2 separate regions of the Homo sapiens genome follow, and region 1 is linked to region 2. A link is a loop called in an ENCODE intact Hi-C map of the cell type or tissue named here. Cell type or tissue: PC-9. All regions are shown on one strand. Each heading gives the region's core, and the rest is flanking DNA. Links, peaks and the distances in the headings are about the cores only. Region 1 has its middle 19 kb from the start of RAB33A. Region 2 overlaps UTP14A (UTP14A small subunit processome component).

The links. A loop is a pair of places that touch in the nucleus more often than their neighbours do. Peaks named below come from ENCODE experiments on the same cell type or tissue, not always from the same donor. Only the 100,000 strongest peaks of a DNase experiment are listed, where the experiment ranks them.
Region 1: a loop joins it to region 2, with 6 times the contacts of the local background. A loop is called at or near these places in 21 of 110 quality-filtered maps.

What each region holds. Positions count from the first base shown.
Region 1 is chrX:130,187,067-130,195,697 of GRCh38, forward strand. No RefSeq gene overlaps it. Among named protein-coding and RNA genes, the nearest start is that of RAB33A, 19 kb to the left of the region's middle. In PC-9, for the core only: CTCF peaks have their summits at 5,381 (motif pointing left) and 5,585; a DNase peak (open chromatin) is centred at 5,415.
Region 2 is chrX:129,921,178-129,929,808 of GRCh38, forward strand. UTP14A (UTP14A small subunit processome component) reads left to right here. Exons shown (of 15, transcript NM_006649.4): 11 at 17-410; 12 at 3,618-4,018; 13 at 4,742-4,935; 14 at 5,063-5,162; 15 at 8,159-8,575. The coding sequence ends at 8,431. It overlaps LOC105373335 (a long non-coding RNA gene), which reads right to left. Exons shown (of 3, transcript NR_188631.1): 2 at 8,581-8,631. Among named protein-coding and RNA genes, the nearest start is that of UTP14A, 19 kb to the left of the region's middle. RefSeq lists a silencer at 4,557-4,606. In PC-9, for the core only: CTCF peaks have their summits at 4,644 (motif pointing right) and 4,849; DNase peaks (open chromatin) are centred at 4,354 and 4,534; H3K27ac peaks cover 1,215 bases.

The DNA of each region.
Region 1 (8,631 bases), core at 456-8,455, 270 kb after region 2:
TGCTATACCTCTCCCAGATGGAACATCCCACGACCTTGTCTCACACTCCAGACACTGACTCCTTGCTCAGGACACAACCTGTTGTTGTGTCGCCTTTTGGTTGCCGTCACCTGGCTTGCAGACCTAGGCTACTGCTCAGTTACTACAAGTGCATTTGTCTGTCCTAATGGGTGCATTTCAGTTTGGGTCCAGGCCCCTCTTGGTCAGGCCTCTTTCTTCAGTTACAGGGGCCAAGGATGACAACATTCCTAGTGTTATGAGCCCTCTAACCAGGATTGCCTCTGACAACTTCTAGGCTTCTAGGCTTTCTTTCCTCCCCTCCCCTCCCCTCCCCTCTCCTCCTCTTTCTTTCTTTCATTCTTTTTTCCTTCCTTCCTTCCTTCCTTCCTTCCTTCCTTCCTTCCTTCCTTCCTTCCTTTCTTTCTTTCTTATTTTTTTTTGACAGAGTTTCACTCTCGTCGCCCAGGCTGGAGTGCAATGGCACAATCTTGGCTCACTGCAACCTCCACTCCCGGATTCAAGCAATTCTCCTGCCTGAGCCTCCCGAGTAGCTGGGATTACAGGTGCCCACCACCATGCCCAGCTAATTTTTGTATTTTTCTAGAGACGGGGTTTCACCATGTTGGCCAGGCTGGTCTCAAACTCCTGACCTCAGGTGATCTGCCCACCTCGGCCTCCCAAAGTACTGGGATTACAGTCATGAGTCACTGCGCCTGGCCACCTCCTAGGCTTTTAACAAACATTCACTGAGAGCCCACTATGTGCCACTGTTCTGAATCCTGGGGTTACATACATGAACAAAGTCCTGCTCTCCTAAAGGAGACAGACACTAAACAAGAAATGAGGACCCTACATAAGCTCATTTGAGAGAGTGATAAGGACTCTGGGAGCCACAAAACAGGGTAAATGAATTGAAGGTGACAGACGTGGGGGAGGGTAACATATTGCTGGAGTGGCACAAAAGACATCTTTGAAGAGATGCCACTTGAGCTGAGAACTGAATGAAGAAAAGCAACCAGGGACAGGTGCAATGACTCATGCCTGTAATCTCAGAGCTTTGGGGGGCCAAGATGGGAGGATTGCTTGAGCCCAGGAGTTCAAGACCAGGCTGGGCAATATGGTGAGACCCTGTCTCTAGAAAAAAAAAATTAAAATTAGCCCAGTGCAATGTTGCGTACCTGTAGTTCCAGCTACTCGGAAGGTTGAGGTGGGAGGAACCCTTGAGCTGGGAATGTGAAGGCTCCAGTGAGCCAAGATCGCACTAGTGCCCTCCAGCCTGGGTGAGAGAGTGAGATTCTGTCTCAGAAAAAAAAAAAAAAGAAATAAAGAAAAGAAAAAGGGAGAAGAGAACCCCAAGCAGCAGAAACAGCAAATGTCAAGATCCAGAGGCAGGTGGTGTGACATTGGCGTGTTTGAGGGACAGAAAGGGGGCTACTATGGAGATGGCTGGAATAGAGCAAGCAAAGGAGAGAGTGGCAAGAAATAGGTAAGGCCAGGTCTATGGGGGCGCTATGGGCCATGACTGGGAGTTTTCTTTTCTTTTCCTATTTTATTTTATTATTATTATTATTATTTTTATTTGAGATGGAGTCTCACTCTGTTGCCCAGGCTGGAGTGCAGTGGCACAGTCTCAGCTCACTACAACCTCTGTGTCCCAGGTTCAAGTGATTCTCCCGCCTCAGCCTCCTGAGCAGCTGGGATTACAAGTGTACCACCACACCCAGCTAATTTTTGTATTTTTGGTAGAGACGAGGTTTCACCATGTTGGCCAGGCTCAAACTCCTGACCTCAAGTGAGGCCTTGGCCTCCCAAAGTGCTGGGATTACAGGCGTGAGCCACCATGCCCAGCCTCCTATTTTATGTTTTTGAGACAGGATCTCACTCTGTCGCCCAGGCTGGAGTGCAGTGGCACGATCTTGGCTCACTGCAGCCTCGACCTCTCAACCCAGGCAACTCCCCCCTTCCACCTCCCGAGTAGCTGGGCCTACAGGCATGTACCACCATGCCCAGATAATTTATTTTTAGTTTTTGTGGAGATGGTGTTTCTCTATGTTGTTCAGTTCGGTCTCAAATAGCTAGTGAGATCTCTTTTGCAGCCCCAGAACTGAATGATGGCAACAGCACGGTTGTATGATGGTGCTCAGGCCTCCCTCAGATTGAGGGATAGAATATGGGAATAGGCTTGACCCACAGCATACCCAGTAGAAGGGGACCCAGGAGGCCAGAGAACCATGAGACTCTTGTTTCTGTGAGGTTGGTGAGGAGTGGAGGGATTCAAAGGAAGGACAGTGCCTCCAGCATCATTTGGCATTACTGTGTCTCTGGAACTATTCATGTTGGTCCCTGCCTTTCTTCTATGGCTCCCCTTCACTATCTAGATCTGTACCTTTGGGACTTTGCCTGTGCTACAGACAAAGAACCTGGAGAAATAATTACTAACATTTGAATGCTTATAATGCACCGGGCACCGCGCTGAAACACTTTACATTCATTCACTAGCTCATTTAATGCTCCTTCAACCTTATGGAGTGGGATAATGATTTCCATTTATTTATTTGTTTGTTTGTTTATTTATTTATGTTTTGAGACGGAGTCTCACTCTGTCGCCCAGGCTAGAGTGCAGTGGCATGATCTCAGCTCACCGCAACCTCCGCCTCCAGGGTTCAAGTGATTCTCCTGCCTCAGCCTCCCGAGTACCTGGGATTACAGGTGCACACCACCACGCCCAGCTAATTTTTGTCTTTGCTTTTTTTTTTAGTAGACACGGCGTTTCACTATGTTGGTCAGGCTGGTCTCAAACTCCTGACCTTGTGATCTGCCCACCTCAGCCTCCCAAAGTGCTGGGATTACAGGTGTGAGCCACCACGCCCAGCCTCCATTTTAATTTTTTATTATTTACTTTTAGTGACAGGGTCTTGCTGTGTTGCCCAAGCTATAGTGCAGTGGTGTGATGACGGCCCACTGCAACCTCAAACTCCTAGGCTCAAGCGATCCTCTTGTCTCAGCCTCCTGAGTCGCTAGGACCACAAGTGTGTGCCACCACACTTGGCTAATTAAGAAAAAGTTTTGGCTGGGTGTGGTAGCTCACGTCTGTAATCCCAGCACTTTGGGAGGCCGAGGCGGACAGATCACCTGAGGTCTGGAGTTTGAGACCAGCCTGGCCAACACGGGAAAACCTCATCTCTATTAAAAATACAAAAATTAGCTGGGTGCGGTGGCACGCGCCTGTAGTCCCAGCTACCCGGAAAGCTGAGGCAGGAGAATAGCTTGAACCCAGGAGGCGGAGGTTGCAGTGAGCTGAGATGGCATCACTGTACTCCAGCCTGGGTGACAGAGCAAGACTCTGTCTCAAATAAAAAAAAAAAAAAAGAGAAAATGGTTTTTGTATAGAGATGGGGTCTTGCTGTGTTGCCCAAACTGGTCTTGTACCCCTGGGCTCAAGTGATCCTCCTGCCTTGGCCTCCCAAAGTGTTGGGATTACAAGAGTGAGCCACCATGCCTGGCTGATTTCCATTGTATGAACAAGAACATGGATGCACTGAGACTTAGTGACTTGTCCAATGTAGTAAGCGATGAACGGGGATCTGTCTCACGTCAAGTCTAGGCTCTTTCTATGATATTACACTGTCTTTCTAGCCAGTTCCCAGCTCTGGGACTCTTGTAGGGATGCCAGGTTTACCCCAGCCAGTTTCCCTGACCCATGGGGGCCTGGCCAGCAGGACATTCACTACCCAGGAGGCCCGTCTAGGACATTCCTCCCTGAATCAGATGCCGCAGACTGGATACCTCCAGGAAGCCCAGTGGGTTGACACTTATGTCAACTCTGGGCCAAAGGAGTCTCCGGGATGTCCTTGCCTTGGGCAGAAGCTGGGGACCACACAGCCAGCTGACTCTGCTGCCCTGCCTTTGGGGCTACAGCATCTTGCCACTGGGCCCCCCAAACTATCCTTTCCCTCAATACCTGCTCATTTGCTCAGGCCCCCGGATCCAGCCTGGGGACTGTCTTGCCAGGGTCCTTCCATCAGAGAGCCCAGGACCAGATGCTGCTCTGAGCACCACCACCTAGAGTAGTGCCAGGGAAGGATGCCCAGCCCAGAATAGCTGGAGCAGCCCCCACCCCTTGAGGGAAGCTGACTCAGCCCACCCTCAGTGCGTGCTGGGGGCAGAGGAGGGCACACAGATGTGCTGAGAGATCCCTGGAAAGCAAGGCTCAGCTTCTTCTGCAACTGTCACCAGCAGATGCAGAGAGAGGTCAGTATTTATCCTCTTGTAACACCTGAGGGGACATAATTCTTCCTTACCTTAAAGAGGCCCCTCCTTTATACAGCATCCCTCATTGCCTCACTGGAAGGGGCCTTGCTCCCTAAGGGCCTCCCTAGTCTCCTGAACCACTTCCAAGTCCCTTGAAAATCCCAGCATGATTCAAGTGGCACAGCCACATGAGTTAAAACCTTGTTCTGGGCCGGGTGCAGAGGCCGAGGTGGGTGGATCACCTGAGGTCAGGAGTTCGAGACAAGCCTGGCCAACATGGCGAAATCCTGTCTCTGCTAAAAATACAAAATTAGCCAGGCGTAGTGGTGCATGCCTGTAGTCCCAGCTACTCGGGAGGCTGAGGCAGGAGAATTACTTGAACCAGGGAGACAGAGGTTGCAGTGAGCCAAGATCACACCACTACACTTCAGCCTGGGCAACAGAGCAAGACTCCATCTCAAAAACAAAAACAAAAAACAAAAAACAAAAAATCCTTGTTCTGATTCCAAGTCCCCTTGACTTCTATGCCCCTAAGAGGCTGTGCTGGGGCAGGAGGACTGAGACAGGTTCCCAGAGATTCCCCTAGATTAGTGGTTCCCAAATGCCAGTTCACAGCTAACAGCATGAAACCAGTGAGGGACTTGTTAAAGTACAGACTCCTGGGGCCACAGCCCCCAACACTCTGGTCAGGCAGATCTTGGGGGCAGGCCCAGGAATTAATTTGTATTGTTAGAATGTCCACAGCTGATTCTGATGTGCCTCTAGGTCTGGGGTGGGGGTGGGGTGGGGACGGGGTCATTACCCCTAGGCTTCCTAGTGAGCCCTAAAATCAGAAATGACTTTTCCTGAGCCAGAGCTTCAAAACCAGCTGTATGAACCCCAGGGCGATCTGGGTAACCAGGGAACTCAGCCTGATAAAGTGGATCTTTTCAGGCCCTAAACTTAGGGTAAGTGAAACGGTTCCAGTTATACCCAACGTCCTTGGGTTGTTTCCTTGAAACTAGGAAGCAAGAGCCTCTTATCTATAAGAGACAACCAAAGATTAATCCCGAGTATAACCTGAGTATCAACCACTCTGGACACAAGGCTCAAGATGAGAGTGAGAAAAAATAGATTACATGTCTGCCGCGCGCCTCCTGCTGGTAAGACTAATTAGTGAAGGCAGGAGGCAGGAAAGTTTATCAGTTTTTTTCTGACCAGTACTGACCATTTCCCGGGATGGACGCTCAAACAGAAGGCGCTAATCCTGGTCCCAATCTGTGCATTTAGACACCTGGAACTAGAGGGGTTACTCATAAAAGGGAATGGGCTGGGAGTGCCCTGCAGCTACCTCTGCCAAATCACTAGGGCTTAACTCTCCTAAGGGGAGTCTGTGAAACCTACTAGACTGGTAGAAGGGAGGGACAGAGAGGAGACATTGAGAAACACCTCACCTGCCCAGGGAGACAGATTTTGAAGCTGGGTAGGTAGGCAGTCCTGGTAGTCTTTTTTTTTTTTTTTTGAGACGGAGTCTCCCTCTGTCGCCCAGGCTGGAGTGCAGTGGCGCAATCTTGGCTCACTGCAAGCTCCGCCTCCTGGGTACACGCTGTTCTCCTGCCTCAGCCTCCCAAGTAGTTGGGACTACAGGTGCCTGCCACCACGCCCGGCTAATTTTTTGTATTTTTAGTAGAGATGGGGTTTCACCGTGTTGGCCAGGATGGTCTCGATCTCCTGACCTCGTGATCTGCCCACCTTGGCCTCCCAAAGTGCTGGGATTACAGGTGTGAGCCACCGCGCCTGGCCAGTGGTCTCTCTTAAAGACTACCAGGATTGGCCGGGCGCGGTGGCTCACGCCTGTAATCCCAGCACTTTGGGAGGCCAAGGTGGGTGGATCGCAAGGTCAGGAGATGGAGACCAGCCTGGCCAACACGGTGAAACCCCTGTCTCTACTAAAAATACAAAAATTAGCTGGGTGTGGTGGCGTGCACCCATAATCCTAGCTACTCAGGAGGCTGAGGTGGGAGAATTGCTTGAACCCGGGAGGCAGGGGTTGCAGTGAGCTGAGATCTCGCCACTGAGATCACGCCACTGCACTCCAGCCTGGGCGACAGAGCAAGACTCCGTCTCAGAAAAACAAACAAACCCACCAGAGGGCATAGAGAGAGGCCCCTAAGCCATGATGTAGTTGAACTAGAATGAGAAATGGACCTCATAACCTGATTTGAATCTATAGGTGGTACTTAATCCCTTCCCCATCGATAAAGTAGGTACTGTGACCCTCTGAATTTAATCTTAAAGTACTGGAGAAAGTTTCAGGTACAAGCATAAATAAAAAACCTGGGCCAGGCACGGTGGCTCACACCTGTAATCCAGCACTTTGGGAGGCTGAGGCGGGTGGGTCACCTGAGATTGGGAGTTTGAGACCAGCCTGGCCAACATGGTGAAACCCCATCTCTACTAAAAATACAAAAAATTAGCTGGGCCTCGTGGCCCTTGCCTGTAATCCCAGCTACTTGGGAGGCTGAGGCAGGAGAATCGCTTGAACCTGGGAGGCAGAGGTTGCAATGAGCCAAGATAGCGCCATTGCACTCCAGCCTGGGCGACAGAGTGAGACTCCGTTTCAAAACAAAACAAAACAAAACAAAACAAAACAAAACAAAACAGGCTGACCTAACCCCTACTCACCAATTCCAGGTAGAAACCCTGGCACCTCAGATAAAGGAGAGGTACCCCAGGCATTGTTGTTCTCCCTGTCTATTTAGGGAGATCACCAAATGAGAAGGATGATATCAGACCACATCTAGTTTTCAGTCTCGATGCTTCCAACCGAAATAATGACAATTATTAATAGCAGCTAACATTTATCGAGTGCTGTGTACTACTAAGTACAATGTTATATGCTTAATGTGGACCGTCATGCTTAATCCTCACATCACAATTACCCTCTGAGGTACAGAATGATCAAAGCTTCCTGCCGAAGGCCACATGACTGCAAGTGTTGGAGCAGACTAGAACTGAATGGTCTGAACCACAATGTTAATTTCCCTTATCTTTCTCTATTTCTCTCAACCCTGAGAGGAGGATGTGCTCCTGGGCCTGAAGTTAATGGTCCCATCTCTGCTTCATTTAGGATTAACTAGTAGATTAGATGGGAGTTGATGTTAGATGCCAGATATTATTTTATTGAAATTCAAGAAAATCCTGTAAAAATGATTTTCAATTCCATTTTGCAGAGGTGGAAACTGAGGTAATTTGTCATTCAGAAAATAAATGGTTATCAGGAAGTACTGACCTGTTCACATTATAGAGCACCATTTTCCTTGCCCTGGTTTTAATCAAATCAGAGCATTTTCTTTAATGGAAGGTCTGTACTATTCAAAGCTGACTTTTGATCTGTCGACAAGTAAACAATCCTTATCCGGAGATCGACAACTTCATTCCCTTCATTCTTAGCTGAATTCATTCTTAGGTCAGGCTTGGGCCCAGAACGTGGGGGTAAGGGTTGAGCAGGCTCCTGAGGAACAAATCATCCTCCCAGGAGGGGAGGGCAAGGCAGGGGGATGGAAAGTCTAGGAACGGATGGGCCAGCTTGAACAACTGAAACTTTTAAAAAAGAGGTATTTTAGAGGAGCTTCCTGCACCATTTGAAGGATGGGAAGAAATGACCTCCAAGGTCCTTTTCAGTTCTCCATTCCTCTGAACAACAAAAATAGTGATTGTGCACTGGTTTCTATGGCCATATGCATGTTAAGACAGCTATGAAGAGAACGAAGTTTTAGGTCTCTAGATAAGGATTGTTTACTTGTCAACAGATCAGAAGTCAGCTTCGAATAGTATAGACCTTTCAGTAAAGAAAGAAGGGAAGAGGGATTAAAACCAGAGCAGGAAAAATGGTGCTCTATAGTATGAACAAGCCAGTACTTCCTGATAACCATTTATTTTCAGAATGATGTTACCTCAGTTTCTGCATTTGCATAATGGAATCGAAAATCACCTTTATGGTATTTCCTTGAATTTAGATAAAATATAAAATGTATTTTATGCATAAACATTTGTGTATTATTCCTTATCCAATTCCCCTGACATAAAGGACACTTGTAAAGAATGAAAATGGAAGATCATTCATGTAGCGCCCAATCATTCAGTTTTAAAAATGAAGCTGTGCTGAATATGTCCTTCTTTTAAATTATTCAAAACTGAGGTAACTTGACCGCAAAGCCACTTGGAAGTTACCAAGAGAACTAAATCAACTGTTTGAAATTACTTCAAATTGTGGCCTTTAAGGATTTGACTCAATCAATAAGACAACTTGTTAAGTAGCTGAGTTTTCCAAGCTTGGGGTATCTACTAATTTATCAAGGATTCTTATGTTCTGAGGCACTGAAGATTTGCTAGATAGAA
Region 2 (8,631 bases), core at 183-8,182:
TGACTCTTTCCTCCAGGCTCGCCAAGCTATGCAGGAACAGTTGTCTAAGAACAAAGAACTGACACAGAAACTCCAGGTAGCCTCTGAGAGTGAGGAAGAGGAGGGAGGCACAGAAGATGTGGAAGAACTCCTTGTCCCTGATGTAGTGAATGAAGTGCAGATGAATGCAGATGGGCCGAATCCCTGGATGCTCAGGAGCTGCACCAGTGACACCAAAGAGGCTGCAACCCAGGAGGACCCTGAGCAACTGCCAGAGCTTGAGGCCCATGGAGTTTCTGAAAGTGAGGGAGAAGAAAGACCAGTGGCAGAAGAAGAAATTTTGTTGAGAGAATTTGAGGAAAGGCGATCCCTTAGAAAAAGATCTGAGCTCAGCCAAGATGCTGAGCCAGCAGGCAGTCAAGAAACAAAAGGTGAGCTGTGATCAAATGGAAGAGGGAAATTCCTAGTGCTGTGGACAGACTATGGGAGAAAAAAAAAATGTGTCCACCCACACACAAAACTGCATAGTGATTAGGCGCTGGGGACTTGCAAGAGTGCGTACACTGGATCCCTGAAGAGAAATTAGATTCATAACTATTTTTCTTCGAAGACATTTAATAAGCAGTCATCTGCATGGCCGTGCAACGTGGTTCAGGCACATTTTCTGTTCTTGGGGGCTTACAGCCTTCAGAAACCCATAATAACTAAACCATACTCGAAGTCAGGGTATGAGTTAGCGTTCCTGGTACCTACACACCAGGGAGAAGTACGTATGGTAGAATGGCAAATCTGAAAGTCCATTCACACCTGTAGACACAGATAGGTCAATTTTGAGACATTAGGAAACATTGTCTAGTTGCTGGATTTTTTTGTTTTGTTGGTTAAGTAGGAGTGGCATTTTTAGCACTTCTTAATGCTAGTTGATGTGTGTATACATGGGGTGAGACTTTACGGAATGAATGACTCCACAGGGCCACATGGCAAATTAGAATTGTGACTCCATACTCAGGCTCTATTTGTATGTTATATTTTCTACCTGTTATCTTGAAGAGATCTTATTGACAATGTTAGCACCTGTGAGATTGGTCAGAGAGTTCCCATTCTGGCAATAAACCAGGACACTAAAAAACCTGCCTAGGAAACTAGCTACATTGAGAAATCACTTGGCTATCTGGACAAATTACCAGGTCTGGTTTGGTTTCACATAGGAATGCATTTAGATGATGGCAAAAATCTGGTTTTACACGGCAAAAGAATTATTTTTTTCTACTTTTTTTTGTTTAAGAGACAGGGTTTTGCTCTGTCATCCAGGCTGGAATACAGCAGTGCAATCATACCTTACTGCAGCCTAAGACCTCCCAGGCTCAAGCGATCCTCTTGGCTCAGCCTCCCAACTAGCTGGGACTACATGCACGTGCCACCATGCTGAGCTAAGTTTTTGTAGAGACTGAGGTCTTGCTCTGTTGCCCAGGCTGGTCTTGAATTCCTGGCCTCAAGCTATCCTCTCACCTCAGCCTCCCAAAGTGTTAGGATTACAAGTGTGAGCCACCGCACCCAGCCTCCTTTTTTTTTTCCTTTTTTTTTTTCAGGTTTCCACATACAAAAATTTATTTTAAAAGAGCTATCATTTAGAATATATTATAGGGACCTTTACTTAATAGTTTTGGCTGGATATTTTTGGGATTAATAATTGCAAGTAGTCACTTCTGAGAGAATTTTGGAAAGCAGCACAGCGGGCTGAGATTGTGGGGGTGTACATATATGACCACAGGACCCTAGTGGCTTTCTCTTGAGCCCCCTCAACAACTGGCCATCTAGCTAAATGTGCAGAGCGGCTGACTGTGATATGAAAGAATGAAAGATAGATTTGCATTTCCTTGGACAGTAAATAAATTGAATTTTCTCACACCTTCCAAGAGTGTCCTAAAATACTGGAAAGCCACGGACCCCAGTGAAAATGAGCAAGGAAACCTGATTCTTGAGAAATAAACGTACATGTGTCCAAAGGCCAGATCTAAGGAGCTACAATGGCTTCATGCCAAAGCTAGACAGCAGGATCAACTTGGGAATGGAGGCAACTTGAGTCAATGAAAAAGACAGTTTAGAAGCATGTCACTGCCAGGTTTCCCTCCAGACTGTTTTGAGACAGGTCTCTGTCATACAGGCTGGAGTGCAGTGGTGCAACCTCGGCTCACTGCAAGCTCCACCTCCCAGGTTCAAGCAATCCTCCTGCCTCAGCCTGCAAGTAGCTGGGATTACAGGCATATGCCACCACGCCCAGCTAATTTTTGTATTTTTAGTAGAGACAGGGTTTTGCCATGTTGGTCAGGCTGGTCTCAAACTCCTGGCTTCAAGTGAATCACCCATTTCGGCCTCCCAGAGTGCTGGGATTACAGGTGTGAGCCACTGTGCCAAGCCAGCCCCTCCAGACTCTTGAGACTAGTGTTATTTGCTCAGATGTTGCCAGTGAAAGTGTGAGCTACATCCACTGGATAAAGCAGCTACTTCATCCCTTGACTCAGCCACAGCAGATTATGAAATACTGCTTTAAGATATGGAGTAGAAATTCTTGAGTCAAGATGAAAATCCTGGATAGGGTTTTTACAAGCAGTGAAGCATAAATTACAATGAAGTTACATTGAGAAGCCACCTGTTAAAGTGGCTTCCTTTTTTAAAATTTGGAACTTGGGGCAATCTTCCCAAGCAGGGTTTACTGCACGAGGAACTTAAGCCACAGTCCCAGTTATACAGTGGATCATTGGCAAAGCTGGGAATAGGACCCAGGACGTCTGCTTCCAATATGCTACTTTTTTTTTTTTTTTGAGACGTCTTGCCCTGTTGCCCAGGCTAGTATGCAGTGGCACAGTCACAGCTTCCTGCAGCCTTGACCTTCTGGCTCCAGCAATCCTCCCAGCTTAGCCTCCCAAGTAGGTGGGACTACAGATCCACACCGCCATGCCTGGAAATTTTTTGTTGTTGTTGGAGGGGTGGAGGTGGTAGAGATGAGTTCTCACTATGTTGTTCAGGCTGGTCTCGAACTCCTGGGCTCAAGCTATCCTGCCCCCTTGGCCTCCCAAAGTGCTGGCATACAGGCGTGAGCCACCATATCCAACATCTCACATGCTACTTTTTTTTTTTTTTTTTTTTTGAGACGGAGTCTCGCTCTGTCACCTAGGCTGGAGTGCAGTGGCACAATCTCGGCTCACTGCAACCTCTGCCTCCCTGGTTCAAGTGATTCTCCTGCCTCAGCCTCCTGAGTAGCTGGACTACAGGCACATGCCACCATGCCCAGCTAATTTTTTGTATTTTTAGTAGAGATGGGGTTTCACCGTGTTAGCCAGGATGGTCTCGATCTCCTGACCTCATGATCTGCCCGCCTCGGCCTCCCAAAGTGCTGGGATTACAGGTGTGAGCCACCGCACCTGGCCACATGCTACTTTTAATTACCAAACTCCGTTGCCTGCTATGATTAGTGTACTGTCTAGGAGATTCAATGTACAGAATCTTCTTTTCCCCGTTTGTCCTTTTTATAATGTCTTATGTGGTACCTAGCACTTGGTGGGTGCTCAACAAATGCTTACCGACCAGACAACGTACAAACCTCATTTTCTGACAGTTTTCATTCTTTTTTCCCCCAGATTCTGGCAGCCAGGAGGTGCTGTCTGAATTGAGAGTACTATCTCAGAAATTGAAGGAAAACCATCAGTCCAGGAAGCAAAAAGCAAGTTCAGAGGGGACTATTCCCCAGGTCCAGAGAGAGGAACCTGCCCCAGAAGAAGAGGAGCCCCTGTTGCTACAGAGACCAGAGAGAGTACAGACGCTGGAAGAGCTAGAAGAGCTGGGAAAAGAAGAATGTTTTCAAAATAAGGAGCTTCCCAGACCTGTGTTAGAAGGGCAGCAGTCAGAGAGGACCCCAAATAATCGCCCTGATGCCCCTAAGGAGAAGAAAAAGAAGGAGCAAATGATCGACCTACAGAACCTCCTAACCACACAATCTCCCTCCGTGAAGTCTTTGGCAGTTCCCACAATAGAGGAGCTGGTGAGCAGAGCCAGGGTGGTGGGCCATTGTTCAGAAAGTGTCGTTCTTGCGCAAGGAGTAATGAAGCTTTGTTTTGCTGGGGGCACATTTCAGTAGTTTAGAGGTCCAGAATAGTATAGGGCCAGGCTAGTCCCAGTGACGTTTTAATAGATGCAGATATATGGGTGCTGCCAAGACCCCTATTTCCGAAAGCCTGATCCACAAAAACTCCTCTGGGGTGACTCTAAAACTGCTCTCAGAGGTAAGAGGGAGTAACTCAGAGTTCTGACCAGATCCCAGGCAGGACAACTTGAAGGTGAGTCATTGAACTGTTGCGAAAGTTTTATTCAGTGGGATCTCAGATGGTCTAAGACTCCCCAGTTAATCTGAAACTTAAAGTGAAGCGTCCTGGCACCTGTCTTTTCAGGGATATAAGCTGGAGGAAGCCTACAGTCTGGCCACTTAGAGCTCCTGCTGCTAACACGGGCCATTCCTTCCTCCACCCTGCAGCTTCCTTACTGAAAAGTTTAAAATTGTGTCATATGATAATGAGCTAGGGATATTTACCCTAGAGGGAAGAAAATTTGAGCATGATTGGCTGTGCACTGGTTTGTATCGCAAGACCATCATTGTTCAGCACTTCCCCCTAGGGGGCGCTAAAATGTCACGACCCGAAATTCAAGCGTTCTCGCCATGAACCACAGCTCATAAGCCAAGCTGTAGCTCTCGCTTGTTTCTTCCCAGGAAGATGAAGAGGAGAGAAACCATAGGCAGATGATAAAGGAAGCTTTTGCTGGGGATGATGTCATCAGAGATTTCTTGAAAGAGAAGAGGGAAGCTGTGGAGGCGAGTAAGCCAAAGGACGTGGACCTGACACTACCTGGCTGGGGCGAGTGGGGTGGTGTGGGCCTAAAGCCCAGTGCCAAGAAAAGACGCCGGTAAGAATGCCGAAGAAAGTCTGTCAAAAGGGCACCGGGTTCTCCCCTCGCCCTTCGGTGTCCTCCCTACCCTTTTGACTAAGTCCTTAATGCTCCTAGTCAGATGTCCTGTTGTTTTGCTTTCCAGGTTTCTCATTAAAGCCCCTGAGGGTCCTCCAAGAAAAGATAAGAATTTGCCAAATGTGATTATCAATGAGAAGCGCAACATCCACGCAGCTGCTCATCAGGTGAGAGCTTAGAGAGCTCTTTAGCTGCCTGCTTGTTACTGCCTGGCTCTCTTGCTTGAGAGGAGTATTCTAGTGATCTGTAGTCAAGAGAGACGTGTGATCTTGACCGCAGAATCAAATCTGTTGTTTTCACTGAATGGCTGTTAGATTTATCATTTCAGATAGACTACGCTGTTTTAATTACTGGCCAGGAAAAAAGTTTAGAGTCAAGGTAATGCTCAAACAGAGGCTATAAGGTTTAAGCTGTAGCTTAAGAAAAATGAAGACAAACCGGTACTTGTTCAGGAGAATGAGAAGATTGTAAGTTGTGTCACATGATAATGAGCTAGGGATGTTTACAAGAGAAGAAAATTTGAGCGTGATTACGGTGTTCAAGTATATCGAAGGTTATTGTATGAAGTCACATAAAGTAGAAGTTAGAGGACATACAGAATTCAAGGCTGCTCTGGGAGTATGAGAATGTGTAAAGGGGACTCAAGAACGAGATTGGACTAGATGACCTTTATGTTCCCTTCAATTCTGAGATCTGTCCCCAGCCAGTATATTGAAATGAGTTACATTTTTCCCTCGGAAGGAATAAAGAATTAATGGCTACAGAACAGAGGTAAGAAGATACACATTTCAATAACATTCTTTTTGATCTTATTTTGTGAACCAATCACTGCAGAAACTGAATCATAACTACTGCAGTCCCAATTAAACCTATATAACTAGAAAATAGGCAGTTACACGATAAGGGAAGGGGGGAAAGGGTGCTTCAGTGGGCCAGGATTCCAGGTGATGGGTAGAGTATGGAGCTCAATAAAGACCACCCTTCCCTTCCAGGGGTCTGTTTGTTTTTTTAATACAGTCATGGCAAACTGACAAATAGTTTTCTAGGAATCTCCCCTGATTTTCATCTTTTTAATAAGTTACTGCAGGTTCCAACATGCAGTAGAATAAAGTGCTTCAAGGTGCCTAGGGGGGACTTCTGAGACTGAATACTTTGTCCAGGTGTTCTCTTTTTCTGTTGCCCTGGTTGACAAGCACAGATGTAGCCGTCAACCCAAATAAGACATTCCCTTAACTTAAAGAGAATCTGTTTCCTTTGCTACTACCAGGACCACCTGATAGTACTTAGCTTCTCTTGAGTATTCCACTGAATGTTTCCAGAGACTACTGATTTTTGTTTGTTTGTTTTGTTTTCAGATGGAGTCTCACTCTGTCACCCAGGCTGGAATGCAGTGGCACGATCCCAGCTCACTGCAACCTCCACCTCCCAAGTTCAAGCTATTCTCGTGTCTCAGCCTCCTGAGTAGCTGGGATTACAGGCATGCGCCACCACACCCAGCTTATTTTTGTATTATTAGCAGAGACAGGGTTTCACCATGTTGGCCAGGCTGGTCTTGAACTCCTGACCTCAAGTGATCTGCCTGCCTCGGTCTCCCAAAGTGCTGGGATTACAGGTGTGAGCCACCGTACCCTGCCAAAGACTACTGATTTTTACATCCCCATTTTCTGCTTACGTGTTTTCCTCCTTTGGCCACTGGGGAAGTGTTGAAAGATTATTTAATGTCTGAAGGTAGCAATGTGGTGGAGGAGTACCAGGCAAGGAAACAGGAGCTTTGGGTTCTGTTCTCCAATGCTGCTCCTCATTTACTTAGGTCCATCACTTCCCCCCTCTAAGCCAAATCTTCAGGCCAAGGGAGATGACCATTGTCAATATCTAGGGCCTTCCAGCTCTACATTCTGTGGTGCCAAAAGAAGATGAAGCTAAGTGGGCCGGGCATGGTGGTTCACACCTGTAATCCCAGCACTTTGGGAGGCCAAGGCGGGTGGATCACAAGGTCAGGAGATCGAGACCATCCTAACACAGTGAAACCCCATCTCTACTAAAAAAAAAAATACAAAAAAAAATTAGCCAGGCATGGTGGCAGGCCCCTGTAGTCCCAGCTACTAGGGAGGCTGAGGCAGGAGAATGGTGTGAACCTGGGAGGCGGAGCTTGCAGTGAGCCGAGATCACGCCACTGCACTCCAGCCTGGGAGACAGAGCGAGACTCCATCTCAAAAAAAAAAAAAAAAAAAAAAAAAAGATGAAACTAAGTGTAACGGCCTGGTAGAGTTCAGGATTCGGGTTCCTTAAAACATCAATCCTGGCCAGGCGCGGTGGCTCACGCCTGTAATCCCAGCACTTTGGGAGGCTGAGGCGGGTGGATCACGAGGTCAGGAGATCAAGACATCCTGGCTAACACGGTGAAACCCCGTCTCTACTAAAAATACAAAAAATTAGCCGGGCGTGGTGGTGGGCACCTGTAGTCCCAGCTACTCGGGAGGCTGAGGCAGGAGAATGGCGTGAACCCAGGAGGCAGAGCTTGCAGTGAGCGGAGATCGTGCCACTGCACTCCAGCCTGGGCGACAGAGCGAGACTCCGTCTCAAAAAACAAAAAAAAAATATCAATCCTAAGAGAGGGAAGGAGGAGACTGAAAGCATAAAGAGGGTAGAAAAGTCATAAAATCCACAGGGATACACAATGGTCTGGATTCTTGCAGTCACAGTGTTACATAGGAAAGCTCACTCTGGGACAACAGCCCTGGAGCTCCTGTAGCTAGATAGGGACAGTGTCACTTGTAATCCCAGCTACTTGGTAGGCAGAGGTTGCAGTGAGCAGAGATCACCCCACTGCACTCCAGCCTGGGCCACAGAGTGAGACTCTGTCTCAAAAAAAAGAAAAACAAAGATGGGCAGTGTCAGGGTGGTTTTTCAGACCCTGAATTGTTGAATAGATGGGGGATCCAGAGCCAACTCAGGCCCCCCTACTCCCAAATGTCATCAAACAGATTGAATTCCTAAGGGCAGATGGGAGCAATGGGACGCCTTGACCTCTCAGTCTCTTCACTTGCAGTCATCATGTGGAACCGTGGCCTGTACCAAAACAGTACCTGATGAAAGCTGCCATTACAGTATACAACTGCACCCCAGGCCTGCCTCATACCAAATCATTCTCCTTCCTTTCCAGGTACGAGTGCTTCCATATCCATTTACCCACCATTGGCAATTTGAAAGGACCATCCAGACCCCCATAGGATCCACATGGAACACCCAGAGGGCTTTCCAAAAGCTGACTACTCCCAAGGTCGTCACCAAGCCAGGCCATATCATTAACCCCATAAAAGCAGAAGACGTGGGCTACCGGTCTTCCTCAAGGTCGGACCTGTCTGTCATACAGAGGAATCCAAAACGAATCACCACACGTCACAAAAAACAGCTGAAGAAATGCTCTGTAGATTGAGTTGCTGGAGGAGTGACAGCCAGGAGCCCTGACTTCACTTCCTTTGGTCCAGTTTTACTCTGATACAGGGTGGATTCCAAAACTGGCTCAGTACATTGCATGTAGTTAAGCCACATTTTAAAAATAAAGGCATTTTTTAATCTATTTACCTGGAGTATATGTTGCATTGTCCCCCAGTGGGATCATTTCGTTCAAGTCAG